3 separate regions of the Homo sapiens genome follow, and all the other regions are linked to region 3. Evidence: chromatin contacts called from ENCODE Hi-C or POLR2A ChIA-PET data. All regions are on one chromosome and are shown on one strand. The core of a region is the stretch at or near the end of the contact, and the rest is flanking DNA. Distances in the headings are between cores, read along the strand shown.

Evidence for each region. Hi-C counts contacts between places; a loop is a spot of excess contacts on that map. ChIA-PET counts read pairs that join two places held with the same protein, here RNA polymerase II (POLR2A). Pooled maps may share reads with other maps.
Region 1: a loop to region 3 is called in a pooled map, with 5 times the contacts of the local background. The contact joins the promoter of ACLY here to the promoter of NAGLU in region 3. A Hi-C loop is called at or near these places in 4 of 50 pooled maps.
Region 2: a map of naive thymus-derived CD4-positive, alpha-beta T cell shows a loop between it and region 3 (5-fold over the local background). The contact joins the promoter of KLHL11 here to the promoter of NAGLU in region 3. A Hi-C loop is called at or near these places in 1 of 168 maps with a recorded cell type or tissue (naive thymus-derived CD4-positive, alpha-beta T cell) and 4 of 50 pooled maps. POLR2A ChIA-PET finds 5 or more read pairs at or near these places in 2 of 52 experiments (PC-3 and activated CD4-positive, alpha-beta T cell).

The regions. Positions count from the first base shown.
Region 1 is chr17:41,916,830-41,921,657 of GRCh38, forward strand. ACLY (ATP citrate lyase) reads right to left here and starts at 2,122. Exons shown (of 29, transcript NM_001096.3): 1 at 2,051-2,122. RefSeq lists silencers at 1,525-1,764, 2,245-2,504.
Region 2 is chr17:41,864,099-41,868,942 of GRCh38, forward strand. It overlaps KLHL11 (kelch like family member 11), which reads right to left and starts at 1,325. Exons shown (of 2, transcript NM_018143.3): 1 at 728-1,325. The coding sequence starts at 1,272. ACLY (ATP citrate lyase) reads right to left here. Exons shown (of 29, transcript NM_001096.3): 28 at 4,611-4,687; 29 at 2,820-3,806. The coding sequence ends at 3,712. RefSeq lists a silencer at 1,286-1,475 and enhancers at 1,509-2,009, 2,010-2,510.
Region 3 is chr17:42,532,792-42,537,490 of GRCh38, forward strand. It overlaps NAGLU (N-acetyl-alpha-glucosaminidase), which reads left to right and starts at 3,450. Exons shown (of 6, transcript NM_000263.4): 1 at 3,450-3,864; 2 at 4,607-4,699. The coding sequence starts at 3,482. It also overlaps the pseudogene PTP4A2P1. RefSeq lists enhancers at 3,163-3,242, 3,756-4,493 and silencers at 3,353-3,762, 3,883-3,952.

The DNA.
Region 1 (4,828 bases), core at 872-3,371, 620 kb before region 3:
CCCACAGACTGACCACCAGTTAAGAACATTTGCGGCCAGGCACGGTGGCTTGCGCCTGTAATCCCAGCACTTCGGGAGGCCAAGGAGGGCAAATCACGAGGTCAGGAGTTTGAGACCAGCCTGGCCAATATGGTGAAACCCTGTTTCTACTAAAAATACAAAAATTAGCCGGGCGTGGTGGTGCACACCTGTAGCTACTGGGGAGGCTGAGGCAGGAGAATCGCTAGAACCCAGGAGGCGGAGGTTGCAGTGAACCGAGATCCACCACTGCACTCCAGCCTGCCGACAGAGCAAGACTCTGTCTCAAAAAAAAAAAAAAAAAAAAAAGAATATTTGCTCTAGTGGAATCAGCAAATACCTACAAATACCTATCTGGGTTTGGGACCGCTCCCCAGAACGTCTTAGTCTGCCTCCCCAGTAGCTGAATGTGCTGTCAAACAAGTAACAGATGATTGGGCTGAGCTTGGACTCCAGGAACTGTTACTTGGTAACAGCTAAATGTGTAAACCATTTGGGGGAAATCATGCCAAGGAACCTGAAAACACACACATACACACATTCTCTAAGGGAGGGGCCTTATGAGCTGAATGGAGTCTTTCTGCAGACGGGTGAGTGACCCAGGATTGAGTTCACTTTTAGCAGACACTGAGAGAAGCAGCCCACACAGGAGGCTGAATGAAAGAAGCCTGTTCCCCAGAACACGCCCCTGGGACACAGCCAGGGGAAGGGAATCACTGGGGATGCTACTAAGGGTGCCTCTGGGAAAGACAAAAACACTCATTTGAAGGTTAGTATCTGCAGGATTGGGACTTACGTATGTAGGTATTTATTTATTTATTTTTTGAGAAGACAGGCAATCCCTGGAGTAAATTCTAGAGAGGCAGAATTCTGTGAGTGCCCCTTACTGCGGCAGGCATAGTGTCAGAACGGGGATGGAGCCATAAGCTGTCCAGTGTCTGAGGGGTCTTCCCACTACCGCCCCCCAAGCTGTTTAGGAAGGTTTCTAAGAGGTGAAAATCACCCATCTGGGCAAATGAGACCTACCAGCTGTCCCTCACCCCACATTTTAGTTCAGCTGAGCCAGCTGAAAACACAGAGGAAAGTTAAGGGTGGAGAGGAGTAGGCTAGCTGGCCAAACTGTGCTGTGCACTTTTCCTTATCGTCTCTTCCAAAATCCTCTTCCCAGGAAGACCTCCAGGGACCCCATAACGGCAGAACTCGGCACTGCACGGTATCTGCCAAGGTTGGAGACCGCGGCAGGCGCTGGGACTGGCCCATTGCCAGGCTCGACAGGAGGGCGGCGGCAGCATCCTCCAGCCCCTTGAGGACCTTTCCCCGGCCAGACTTGGCGTCAGCTCAAGGGTGGGGTGGCACCCCGGCCATCTGTCACTTAGGGGCTGGACTCGACGATACCTCCAGTGCGAGGAGGGTCCTTGCTGCGAGATTCCAGTCCTCGCGGCGAGACGAGGCGAGGCCTCGGGCACCCTGGGGCAGCCTGGCCCCGCGTGGCCCGCCCCGGAGGCGCGCATAGCTCATTCTCTCCACTTGGGCGTGGAGCTCAATTTTGTACCCACGGAACCAAGAAGGGCCTGAGCCCGGCCAGTGAGGAATCGGAGTGGGACCAGTCGCCACCGCTTTCTCTACTTCCCGTCCCGGCATCCGATGGGGGAACCCGGATGGAGCCAAAAGGCGTCCCGATGAGCCCGAGGAGCCTCGATAGCTGTGCCCGGGAGGGGTGAGGCGCGCCAGGAGGGGGACCATGCAATGTGGCAGAGGCAGAAGAGGCAAGGATGGCGGCAAGCCCCATGCAAACTCCCAGGAACTGGAATATGTGTGTGTCGCGCGGGGGGAGGGGAGGGGCGTCGACACGCGGCCACCGGCCGGGACCCCGGGCGAAGGCTAACCTAAAGCTAAGACCCTCAAAACTTCCGAGCAGGGCGCGTGGGCACCGAGCCCGCGTCGGGGAAGGCGGTTCCGGGTTGGGGGACGGAGGCAGGAAGCTCCTAGGGCGAGCGGGCTCCAGCCAGCGAAAACAGCCTCCCGTGCTCACCTCTGCCGAAGTCCGTGCGCGGCGCTTCTTCCACAGGCCCGACGAACCCCGCAAAATCCGGAGCACCCCAGCAGCCGGTAGCTTCCCGGGATCCGGCTTTTGTCCCGGCCCAGCCGGACTTTTCCCCGCCCCCATCGGCTCGCGGCGAGAACGGCCCCGCGATTGGCCACACGCGTTCCCTAGCCTGAGCGCCAGGGCTCCTCCCAATTCGCTGCTGGCTTGGCTCCGCCCCACGAGGGCGGGCCCCGGGGCCTGCTGGGACTTGTAGTCCCGCTGGCCCATCCACCGCCTCTTGGGAGCCTGCGGGGCCGGGGCGGGGCCCCGGGTGGGGAGATGGGCCGGGCTAGGCTGGGAGGAGAACGCGCGGTGCTGGGGGTTGTGGCCTGATCGCTTGAGGGGCTGGACAGATTGCCACTCGGGGAGTTGGGGGAGGGGCGGGTAGGATTAGCCCAACTGGCTGTAACGCAGCTTTGGGACCTGGAGTACCCTTGCTCCTTCCCTTGGGAGAAACGGACGTCTGCATCTCGGCCGCACCGAATCCGATTGCTTAGACAGTCTCCTTAAGCAGCAGTGTCTGGCAGGCCGCTTTCCTTTAGCACGTGGAGCCTCTCTCCTCCCTGGACTCTCCCCACTGGGCCGATGAGGCAAGGCTGAGCCGAGGCTAACAGAGCATACTTCCCAGTGTGGGATAAGGCAGGGGCCGCGGTAAGCAAGTGGGGCTAGGAGGGTGCAGGCACAGCGCTGTCCGTCCCACTCACCTGCTCGCCTCAGCACGGATCAGGGCGGAGCTAGGAATTCAATGCGAGATTCCAGCGAAGGGCTGGAGCCATCCCAGACAGTCTCTTGTTCCCACCAACCACAGGCTTAGACACTGGAATGAATGAACTGCTGTCTCCCCCTTCTCCATTACCTGAGACAGATCGAATTTTCCAAACCAAAAACTGGGACATCCAATCTGACAGGTGCTGGTGAACTTGTGGGGCAGAATATGTGAAATCAGTCCTGGAAATCAGGACATGTATTTACCACTCTGACATGCTGCAGCCTCCCTCCCTACCTGCACCCCAACCCTGTAGGTCCGGAGCTGCTCCCTAAGCCTAACAGCTGTCTAGCTCCAGGAAGGAGGCCAAAAGCGTCCACTGACCGACTCAGGTGAAGAGGTCAGCCCAGAATGCAGGGAAGCAGCAGGCCTGTCCCCCTGCCAAGCACTTTGGGTCATACTCACACTGCAACAGTGTTGCGACATTTGCAGACAAAATCTTCTCCAAGACCCCCTCCCCCAATCCTGTTGCTGCCAGGAGTAAGGTAACTGAACTTGCTACCCATGCCTGAATCAAGTGTTCCCTGATGATGTCACTTTCTGGTCCCTTCCCTCCCATTCATCTTTTTGAAATAGCAGTTCCTTATCACCTCTCTTCTCTTGTCCTAAAATGGGGGTGGCCAGTCTTGGTGGCTCACACCTGTAATCCCAGCACTTTGGAAGGCCAAGGTGGGGGATCACTTGAGGTCAGGAGTTCAAGACCAACAAGGCAAAACCCCATCTCTACAAAAAATACAAAAATTAGCCAGGCATGGTGGCACACGCCTATAAATCCCAGCTACTCTTGAGGTTGAGGCATGAGAATCGCTTAAACCCGGGAGGTGGAGGTTGCAGTGAGGTGAGATTGCACCACTGCACTCCAACCTGGGTGACAGAGAAGGATTCTATCTCAAAAAAAAAAAAAAAAAAAAAAAGATACACTCCAGGCAAGGCATGCTGTCTCATGCCTGTAATCCCAGAATTTTGGAAGGCCAAGTCAGGCAGATTGCTAGAGCCCAGAAGTTCAAGTACAGCCTGGGTAACATGGTAAGAGCCCCCACCACCACCATCAAATCTCTACAAAAAATAAAAAGACCGGGCGTGGTGATTCACATGCCTGTAATCCCAGCAATTTGGGAGGCCTAGGTGGGTAGATCACCTGAGTTCGAGGTCAAGCGTTCCAGACCAGCCTGGCCAACAGGTGAAACCCTGTTTCTACTAAAAATACAAAAAATTAGCTGGGCGTGGTGGCAGGTGCCTGTAATCCCAGCTACTCAGGAGGCTGAGTCAGGAGAATCGCTTGAACCCAGGAGGCGGAGGCAGGAGAATCGCTTGAACCCAGGAGGCGGAGGCAGGAGAATCGCTTGAACCCAGGAGGCGGAGGTTGCAGTGAGCCGAGATCGCACCAGTGCACTCTAGCGGGGGCAACAAGACCAAAACTCCATCTCAAAGCAAAAAAAAAAAAAAAATTTAGCTGGGCACTGTATCGGGTGCCTGTAATCTCAGCTACCTGGGAGGCTGAGGCAGGAGAATTGCTTGAACCCAGGAGGCAGAGGTTGCAGTGAGCAGAGATCGTGCCATTGCACTCCAGCCTGGGCCACAGAGTGAGACTCCGTCTCAAAACAAAACAAAACAAAACAAAAAAATAAACAAAAATTAGCAGGGCATGGTGGTGCACACCTGTAGTCCCAGCTACTTGGGAGACCGAGGTGGAAGGATCACTTGAGTCCAGGAGATCAAGGCTGCAGTGAGCTGAGATTGTGCACTCCAGCCTGGGCGACAGGGTGTGACCCTGTCTCAGAAAAAAAAAAAAAAAACAAAAAAGAAAAAAAGGAAAAGAAAAGAAAGAAGGAAGGAAGGAAATACTCCTGGGAGGCCAGGTGCATAGGCTCAGGCCTGTAATCCCATCACTTTGAGAGGCCAAGGAGGGCTTGAGCCCAGGAGTTCCAACCCAGCCTTGGCAATACAGTGAGTCTATG
Region 2 (4,844 bases), core at 75-2,574, 670 kb before region 3:
GTTAATGTATCTGTAAGATGATAATTGCCAAAACAAACGCCTCTCCATCTCTATAAACGGTATTACCTGCCTTCTAACCAGTCTCTGGAGCATTCCTGCTCCCTACAATCCGTTTAACACAGTGGCAGAATAATATTAAAATATTTAAATGAGCTATTTCTTTACCCAGCTTCCTATCACACTTAGTGAAATCCAAACTCCTTATTCCAACGCATCTCACGCATCCTTCTCCCCTTCATCCACTAGATCCAGCCTCACTGGACTATATTTTAATTCTCTTCTCTAAGCCAAACTGGATCCTGCCTGAGGGCGTTTGCGCTGTCTGGAATATTCATTCCCCATCTTTGCACGGTCAGTTATTTTTTGACATTCAGAGGTCGATCTAAACTTCACCTCTTCAGAAAGATCTTTATTCAATCCCTAGCCTTTCATTCCTTTTGAACGTCAGCACAACAGTTACCACATACTGACTTTCCTTTTCATCACTTTTGTCCCATCACCTAGTATCTGAGCTCCTTGGGCGCGGGGCGCCCTCGCCGGACCTGATGGTGCATCCTCCTCGCCCACCGCGGTGGCTGCCCCCAAGCAGGCGCTCAGCGAGTGTGAAACCAATGCATTCACTCAGGACTCGCGAGCTGCCGTGGCAGGCACTGCCCTCCCCTCCGCCAGCGAGCATCTCCCCCTCTCCGCGCCCGCCGCCCTCCGCGCTCCCGCCTCCCTCGCCTACCTGTCGGCCAACTCCAGCACCTCGTGCACGCTGCCCGTGCTGACGCGGATGCGCCCGGTGTACATGTACTCGATTACGGCTTCCACTGTGTCGGGTTCGGGCCCCGGCTCGGAGCTCCACTTGCGCATCTCCACCCGTCCCGAGCGGGACTCGGAAAACTGGCCCGAGAGCAGGGGCGTGAAGTACTCGGTGGCGGCAGCCAGTACCGAGCGGTGGGCCCGGAACTCGCGGCCTCCAGCCCCGCCGAAGCACAGGGTAATGTCGCAGAAGAGGCCCTGGCGCCGCTGCTCGTTCTGCCGCCAGGACAGCTCTGAGCAGTGAGAGCTGCACTCGAAATCCTCGGCTTCTGGGCCCGGATCGCCCCCGCTCGCCTCCATTGCAGAGATCCCCGGCCCAGGCCCGAAGTCCACCGTGCCGCTGCCTCGGACCTCGGCGGCCAGTCCTGCCGAGCCGGCGGCGGCCGTCTCCATGCTCTCCATCTCCAGTACCTGAAGAGATGCAGCCGCGGCCGCCGCCGCCGCCGCCGCCACTGCCGCAGCCGCCATCTTGACGCCGCTGCGCCCGGCCTCCACAGCCTCGGAACGATGCGGCTGTTGGTACGACACAGAGGGATTCTGGGATTAAATAGTGCGCGCGGGGCGGGGCCAGGTCGCCCGCCGGCCGCACATGCGCCGCCTCGCCTCCAGCAGCGCCGCCTCGCCTCCAGCAGCGCCGCCTCGCCTCCAGCAGCGCCGCCTCGCCTCCAGCAGCTCTGCCTGCCTTGGTGAGGTCCGTCAGTAACAGTCGCCCAGTCCAGAAGACTTCGCCCCAGGCCTACCCCCAGGGCGTCGGTGCGAGTATGGCTCGCTTCCTTTCCTTAGTGGGTAGCATGCTCTCTGCAGTCATTTTGTCGAGTAAAGCCACCTTAGACCATCACCTGTTGTTAAAGCCTTGAGTGGCAATACAGGATTTTTATAAGATCTAGCCCCAGCTAAGTGGATGAGGGATGAATGAGTTACTCGTTATCCGTTTTTTTTTTTGTTTCTTTTTGTTTTTGTTTTGTTTTGGGTTTTTTGTTTTTTTTTTTTTTGAGACGGAGTCTCGCTCTGTCGCCCAGGCTGGAGTGCAGTGGCGCGCTCTTCGCTTATTGCAACCTCCGCTGCCCGGGTTCAAGCGATTCTTGTGCCTCAGCCTCCCGAGTAGCTGGGACTACAGGCGCCCGCCACCACTCCAGGCTAATTTTTTTTTTTTTTTTTTTTTTGAGACGGAGTCTCGCTCTGTCGCCCAGGCTGGAGTGCAGTGGCGCGCTCTTCGCTTATTGCAACCTCCGCCGCCCGGGTTCAAGCGATTCTTGTGCCTCAGCCTCCCGAGTAGCTGGGACTACAGGCGCCCGCCACCACTCCAGGCTAATTTTTTTTTTTTTTTTTTTTTTGAGACGGAGTCTCGCTCTGTCGCCCAGGCTGGAGTGCAGTGGCGCGGGTCTCGGCTCACTGCAACCTCCGCCTCCCGGGTTCACGCCATTCTCCTGCCTCAGCCTCCGGAGTAGCTGGGACTACAGGCGCCCGCCACCATGCCTGGCTAAGTTTTTGTATTTTTAATAGAGACGGGGTTTCACCGTGTTAGCCAGGATGGTCTCGATCTGCTGACCTCGTGATCCACCCGCCTCAGCCTCCCAAAGTGCTGGGATTACAGGCATGAGCCACCACGCCTGACCGTAGATGAGCATTTTTAAAACCATATATACTGAAACTATTAGTACAGTTCAGGCCAGGCCAGGCACAGTGGCTCACGCCTGTAACAGCACTTTGGGAGGCCAAGGAGGATGGATTGCTTGAGTCCATGAGTTCCAGAAGAGCCTGGGAAATACAGCAGAACCTTATCTCCACAAAAAATACAAAAGTTAGCCTGGAGTGGTGGCATGCTCCTGTAGTCCCAGCTACTTGGGAGGCTGGAGTGGGAGGACTGCTTGAGCCCAGGAGATGGAGGCTGCAGTGAGCTGTGATGGTGCCACTGTACTCCAGCCCTGGGGCGACAGAGTGATACCCTGTCTGGAAAAAAGTACAGTTACAAAGGAATACAGATCAAAGGATATGGATGCCAGGAGCCAGCAGTATGCCTTCATTGTTACTATATAGTTTATTTAAACCAGACTATGATAATACAGAGAAGAGACTGAGGTGGCAGCTGCCCAGAATCTTTGTGGATTACAGATGCAAAGTAGTTAGGAGTCCTTGGACCCACACTTCAGTTACAGACAGACAAATCAGCTGCATAAATACAGAGAACATAAGACACAAGACATTTCACAGCTTTCTGCATTTCCATTTTAAATGTATGTATGTTACAACTTTACATATTAAGTTACTACTCCACATATTTTGTGACAATGGCTAAGGATGCAATGGCCCCATCCCCCTGACATAAACAGACTCTGGTCTGCAACACAGAACATTTCAGTGGGATACCAAACAAGCCCTTAACACGTAACATACAAAAAGATCTTTAAAAATCAGATTAATACAATGTTCTTCATGTTATATAAGGAAGAAGAAAGGGAAGTAAAAAAAAAAAAAGAGAGACATTGGGGTGCTTTAAATGTATAGTATCTTGAGGCCATAAATGTTTCATTCCCTTCCTCCAAAGGAGAAAAAAATGTTTAACTAATGGAAAAAGAAAGCAACATCCTAACGCCCTACAATGAGGAAGACCCCATCCTGACAGTACTTAGATGCTTCCATATAATAAATACAGCAGGTAGCAGAGCAAAGTCACAAATATTGGCTTGGTTTTTATTTCTATGCTTATAAAAAAAATATGAAGCTTCTTTGTGTGGACTGAAGGGGTGTTAGCCTGTGGATGTTGGTCTTCGGTGCCTGTACCCCAGTGGCTGTTTACATTCCAGGCCCCTGCTAAATAAAGCAGGCTCCACTGCCAGCTGTCTGTACACTTTTTCTTGGGGGAAGAGATCTTGTCTTCAGTTTACTGCAGTAGGGTTCCTGGCTCTGTTACATGCTCATGTGTTCCGGAAGAACATATGAAATATCATCCCACGGATGACGATACAGCCCCTGCTTCAGCCTCTTCTGATCAAGATAGTGTCCTAAAATGAAGCAAACACATCTTTTTTATTAGAGCTTCATAAGCCTGGTGAGAGGAAGAGGCTAAGGAAGGGAAATCTTTCTAACACACAAAAAAAGTAGACACAAAGCAGTGGGAAGTTTAGTCCAAATCCACTGTATAGGTAGATGAGGCGGACTTTGTACAAGGGAGCTGCTGGATCTGATTCTATTTTCCTTTAAATTAAAACAAAATTTTAAAGGGAAAAAATAAAATAAAATAAATAATAAAAATAGGCCGGGCACGGTGGTTCACGCCTGTAATCCCAGCACTTTGGGAGGCCGAGGTGGGCAGATCACGAGGTTGGGAGATCGAGACCATCCTGGCTAACATGGTGAAACCCCGTCTCTACTAAAAATACAAAAAATTAGCCAGGCGTGGTGGCATGCGCCTGTAGTCCCAGCTGCTTGGGAGGCTGAGGCAGGAGAATCGCTTGAACCCGGGAGGCAGAGGTTGCAGTGAGCTGAGACCGCGCCACTGCACTCCAGCCTGGTGACAGAGCAAGACTCAGTCTCAAAAAAAAAAAAAAAAATTTTCCTGGGCTAGCAATCATTTCTAAGAACAAAGGAACAATGATAAAGATAAGGGGAAAGGTTAAAGTAAGAAAGGAAAGATTAAGAACAATGATTAAGAGGATATGACATTTCTTCTGTAGAAACTGAACCACAAAAAGAAAATTAAAAAAAAAAAAAAAGAAAGAAAAAGAAACTCAACCCCATGAGTAAGTGGTGTAGCTGAACCGTGGGGTTTAAAAAAAAACACTTAAAACAACAACGAATGGACTCACCAATGAACCCCATACTCCTTCCCAGCACAAAGATGCCATTGAGGGCTCCAATGTCAATATATTCATCAGCTTCCTCCCTGCAACACACATCAACTTGTAGTTTTAAAAGGCTCACGTGACTGCCCTCCTCCCCACAGACAGTACTACTACTGCCCAAGAATGAGAAGAAAAGGGGTGCTCTGGGTGGTAGCATTACAGGCAATTTTTGTTTTCTTCTTTATACCTCTCCTTATT
Region 3 (4,699 bases), core at 2,200-4,699:
GCCACCGCACCCCGGCAGCTTTTTTTTTTTTTTTTTTTTTTTTTTTGAGAGAGAGTTTCCCTCTGTCGCCCAGGCTAGAGTGCAATGGCGCAATCTCGGCTCACTGCAAGCTCTGCCTCCCGGGTTCAGGCCATTCTCCTGCTTCAGCCTCCTGAGCAGCTGGGACTACAGACGCCCGTCACTGCGCCCGGCTAATTTTTTGTGTTTTTAGTAGAGACGGGGTTTCACCGTGTTAGCCAGGATGGTCTCGATTTCCTGACCTCGTGATCCGCCCGCCTCGGCCTCCCAAAGTGCTGGGATTACAGGCGTGAGCCACCGCGTCCGGCCAGCTTTTTTTTTTTAATTGCAAGCATATTTCTTTGAATGACTCCAGTAAAATTAAGCATCAAGTAAACAAGTGGAAAGTGACCTACACTTTTAACTTGTCTCACTAGTGCCTAAATGTAGTAAAGGCTGCTTCAGTTTTGTATGTAGTTGGGTTTTTTGGAGTCCGAAGGTATCCATCTGCAGAAATTGAGGCCCAAATTGAATTTGGATTCAAGTGGATTCTAAATACTTTGCTTATCTTGAAGAGAGAAGCTTCATAAGGAATAAACAAGTTGAATAGAGAAAACACTGATTGATAATAGGCATTTTCATGGTCTTTTTAATGTTTTCTGTTGTTAAACATTTCAAGATTTATTGATTTTTTTTTTCACTTTCCCCATCACACTCACAGGCACGCTCACACTTTTTATTTGCCGTAATGAACCGTCTAGCCCCTGTGGAGATCTCCTATGAGAACATGTGTTTTCTGATAACTCACAACCCTACCAATGCTACTCTCAACAAGTTCACAGAGGAACTTAAGAAGTATGGAGTGACGACTTCGGTTTGAGTTTGTGATGCTACATATGATAAAGCTCCAGTTGAAAAAGAAGGAATCCACGTTCTAGATTGGCCATTTGATGATGGAGCTCCATCCCCTAATCAGATAGTAGATGATTGGTTAAACCTGTTAAACACCAAATTTCGTGAAGAGCCAGGTTGCTGTGTTGCAGTGCATTGCGTTGTGGAATTGGGAAGGGCACCTGTGCTGGTTGCACTTGCTTTGATTGAATGTGGAATGAAGTACGTAGATGCAGTTCAGTTTATAAGACAAAAAAGAAGGGGAGTGTTAAATTCCAAACAGCTGCTTTACTTAAGATGCGATTACGCTTCAGAGATACCAATGGGCATTGCTGTGTTCAGCAGAAAGAAATGTAAATGAAGGCTGACTTGATTGTGGCATTTAGAGGGAACTCCTGGTACCTGGAAATGTGAATCTGGACTCTTACCTGTGTCATCAAAGTAGTGATGGATTCAATACTCCTCAACCACTCTCCTAATGATCAGAACAAAAGCAAACAAGAAATCTCTCTATAAAATGAATAAAATGTTTAAGAAAAAAAAAGAGTTCGAGACCAGCCTGGACAACATGGTGAAATCCCATCCCTACAAAGGTTAACTGGGCTTGGTGGCACGTGCCTGTAATCCCAGCTACTCAGGAGACTGAGACAGGAGAATGGCTTGAACCTGGGTGGCTGAGGTTCCCGTGAGCTGAGATTAAAAAAAAAAATCATACTTCCCTAGTATCTAAAGTTGATATCTGATTCCAGGCCTCTTTCAACTTTTTTTGTTTGTTTGTTTGTTTTTTTGATATGGAGTCTCGCTCTGTCATCCAGGCTGGAATGCAAATGGCACGATCTTGGCTCACTGCAACTTCCACCTCCAGCGTTCAAGCGATTCTCCTGCCTCAGCTTCCCAAGTAGCTGGGACTACAGGCGTGTGCCACCAAGCCTGGCTAACTTTTTTTCTTTTTTTTTTTTTTGAGAGGGAGTCTTGCTCTGTCCCCCAGGCTGGAGTGCAGTGGTGTGATCTTGGCTCACTGCAACCTCCGCCTCTCCGGTTCACGCCATTCTCCTGCCTTAGCCTCCCGAGTAGCTGGGAGTACAGGCGCTCGCCAACACGCCCGGCTAATTTTTTGTATTTTTAGTAGAGATGGAGTTTCACCGTGTTAGCCAGGAGGGTCTTGATCTCCTGACCTCGTATCCGCCCGTCTTGGCCTCCCAAAGTGCTGGGATTACAGGCGTGAGCCACCGCGCCCAGCACCTGGCTAACTTTTGTATTTTTAGTACAGACGGGGTTTCACTGTATGTTGGCCAGGCTGGTCTCAAACCCCTGACTTGAGGTGATCTGCAAGCCTCAGCCTCCCAGAGTGCTGGGATTACAGGCGTAAGCCACCGCTCCTGGCCTAAGGTTGGCTATTTTTATGGTTATTTCTTGATTATATGATAAACAAGGGGTGGGTTAGTAATGAATTTTTCAGAAAAGGGGTGGGGATCCCCCCCAACTGAAGGTTCCTCCACTGTTTAGACCATATAGGGTAACTTCTGGACGTTGCCATGGCATTTGTAAACTGCCTGGCGCTGCTAGGAGTGTCTTTAGCATACTAATGCATTATAATTAGCGTATAATGAGCAGTGAGGACGATCAGAGGTCACCTTCCTGTCTTGGTTTTGGCAGGTTTTGACCAGTTTCTTTGCTGCATTCTGTTTTATCAGCGGGGTCTTGTGACCTTTTATCTTGTGCTGACCTCCTGTCTCATCCTGTGACGAAGGCCTAACCTCCTGGGAATTCAGCCCAGCAGGTCTCTGCCTCATTTTACCCAGCCCCTGTTCAAGATGGAGTCGCTCTGGTTGGAAACTTCTGACAAAATGACAGCTCCTGTTATGTTGCTGCTGCTGCCGCCAATGGACAGCCTTTAACGTGCCCGCCAGCCCTGCTCCACCGCCGGCCTGGGCTCACATGGCCCCATCCCTCCTCGAACCTCCTAGCCTGTTAGTTACTCAAATCTGCAAGCTCTCTGCCTTCTCAGGGCCTTCAATAAATGCATTTCTTCTGTCTGGAAGGCTCTTCCTTTCCCTCTTCTAGCCAATTCCTATTCATCCCTGAGTTTCAGATTAAAAGTCACTTCCTTTGGAAACCTTACTTCGCTACTTCGCTACTTACTGCACTACTTCGCAGCATCACAACTATGATGGAAATCCTTACTTACGTTAAATATCTGGTTTCTAGGTCACCTCCCTGACGGGGACGGTAGGGACCGTCTTCTCGTTCATCAGTAGGGAAGTAGCTATGGCAGTGCCTGATACAAAATAAACTCCAAATGTGTATTTATTAGATGGTTGGATGGAAGTTATTTGCGTGTGAAAGCGCGTTTTACCCGAAGGCGCTCTGTGAGGGCCAGCGGGTCCCCTTCGGCCCTGGAGCCGGGGTCACACGCTCCCCACCGCGTGCGGTCACGAGACGCCCCCAAGGGAGTATCCTGGTACCCGGAAGCCGCGACTCCTGGCCCTGAGCCCGGGCTTAGCCTTCGGGTCCACGTGGCCGGAGGCCGGCAGCTGATTGGACGCGGGCCGCCCCACCCCCTGGCCGTCGCGGGACCCGCAGGACTGAGACCATGGAGGCGGTGGCGGTGGCCGCGGCGGTGGGGGTCCTTCTCCTGGCCGGGGCCGGGGGCGCGGCAGGCGACGAGGCCCGGGAGGCGGCGGCCGTGCGGGCGCTCGTGGCCCGGCTGCTGGGGCCAGGCCCCGCGGCCGACTTCTCCGTGTCGGTGGAGCGCGCTCTGGCTGCCAAGCCGGGCTTGGACACCTACAGCCTGGGCGGCGGCGGCGCGGCGCGCGTGCGGGTGCGCGGCTCCACGGGCGTGGCGGCCGCCGCGGGGCTGCACCGCTACCTGCGCGACTTCTGTGGCTGCCACGTGGCCTGGTCCGGCTCTCAGCTGCGCCTGCCGCGGCCACTGCCAGCCGTGCCGGGGGAGCTGACCGAGGCCACGCCCAACAGGTACCGCCCCGAAGCTTCCCCGCGTCCGCCCGAGGCGCTTACCCCCTCCCGGAGCCGCTGCCACCCAAATCGGGAGGCTGAGCGGGGAGCGCTGGCCGGAAGGCCCAGCTGCGCCGCCTCCAGCAGCTGTGTGGCCTTGAGCCAGCCACTCTGCCTTTCAGAGCCTCGGCTGGCCCACCTGAAAAACGGAAAGAAGACGCCTACCGTGCAGTGTTATTGTGAGGATTTGCACGATGATGGGCATAGAATTTGTGGTGCACAATTGGTGATGAGTGAATTTTCTTGCCTTCCTCCCCCACCTTCTCTTTGAACCTGCGGACTGAGGAAGGACGCCTCCATCCCCCACCCTACAGGCCTGTGTTCCAGCGCCTGCCACACTATGGAGTGATGTGTTCACACAGCTGTCCTCCCCTGCCCATCTGTTAGACTGTGGGGGCAGGGATTCCCCGTTCCAGGAAAACACCGTGCAGAGGAGGGGCTCTGGCAGTGTGGCATGAAAGTGGAATATGCCACCCAAATACCCGCCAGGCTAGAGGGCCCTGGGAGAGTGCAGGGGACGAGTGCCTCAGAAGCCCAGCCCCGGTACCTGGTCTCAGCTCCACCTGGGGTGGGTCCCAGTGTGCAGCAGAAGGGCCGAGTTTGGAGCCCCTCCCCTCTCCTCTAGGTGGGGGATGGGGGATTTGTTCCAGGGCCGTGGACCCTCCAGGGTGGGATGCGCCCCTGCTCATGACACTGCCCGCAGGTACCGCTATTACCAGAATGTGTGCACGCAAAGCTACTCTTTCGTGTGGTGGGACTGGGCCCGCTGGGAGCGAGAGATAGACTGGATGGCGCT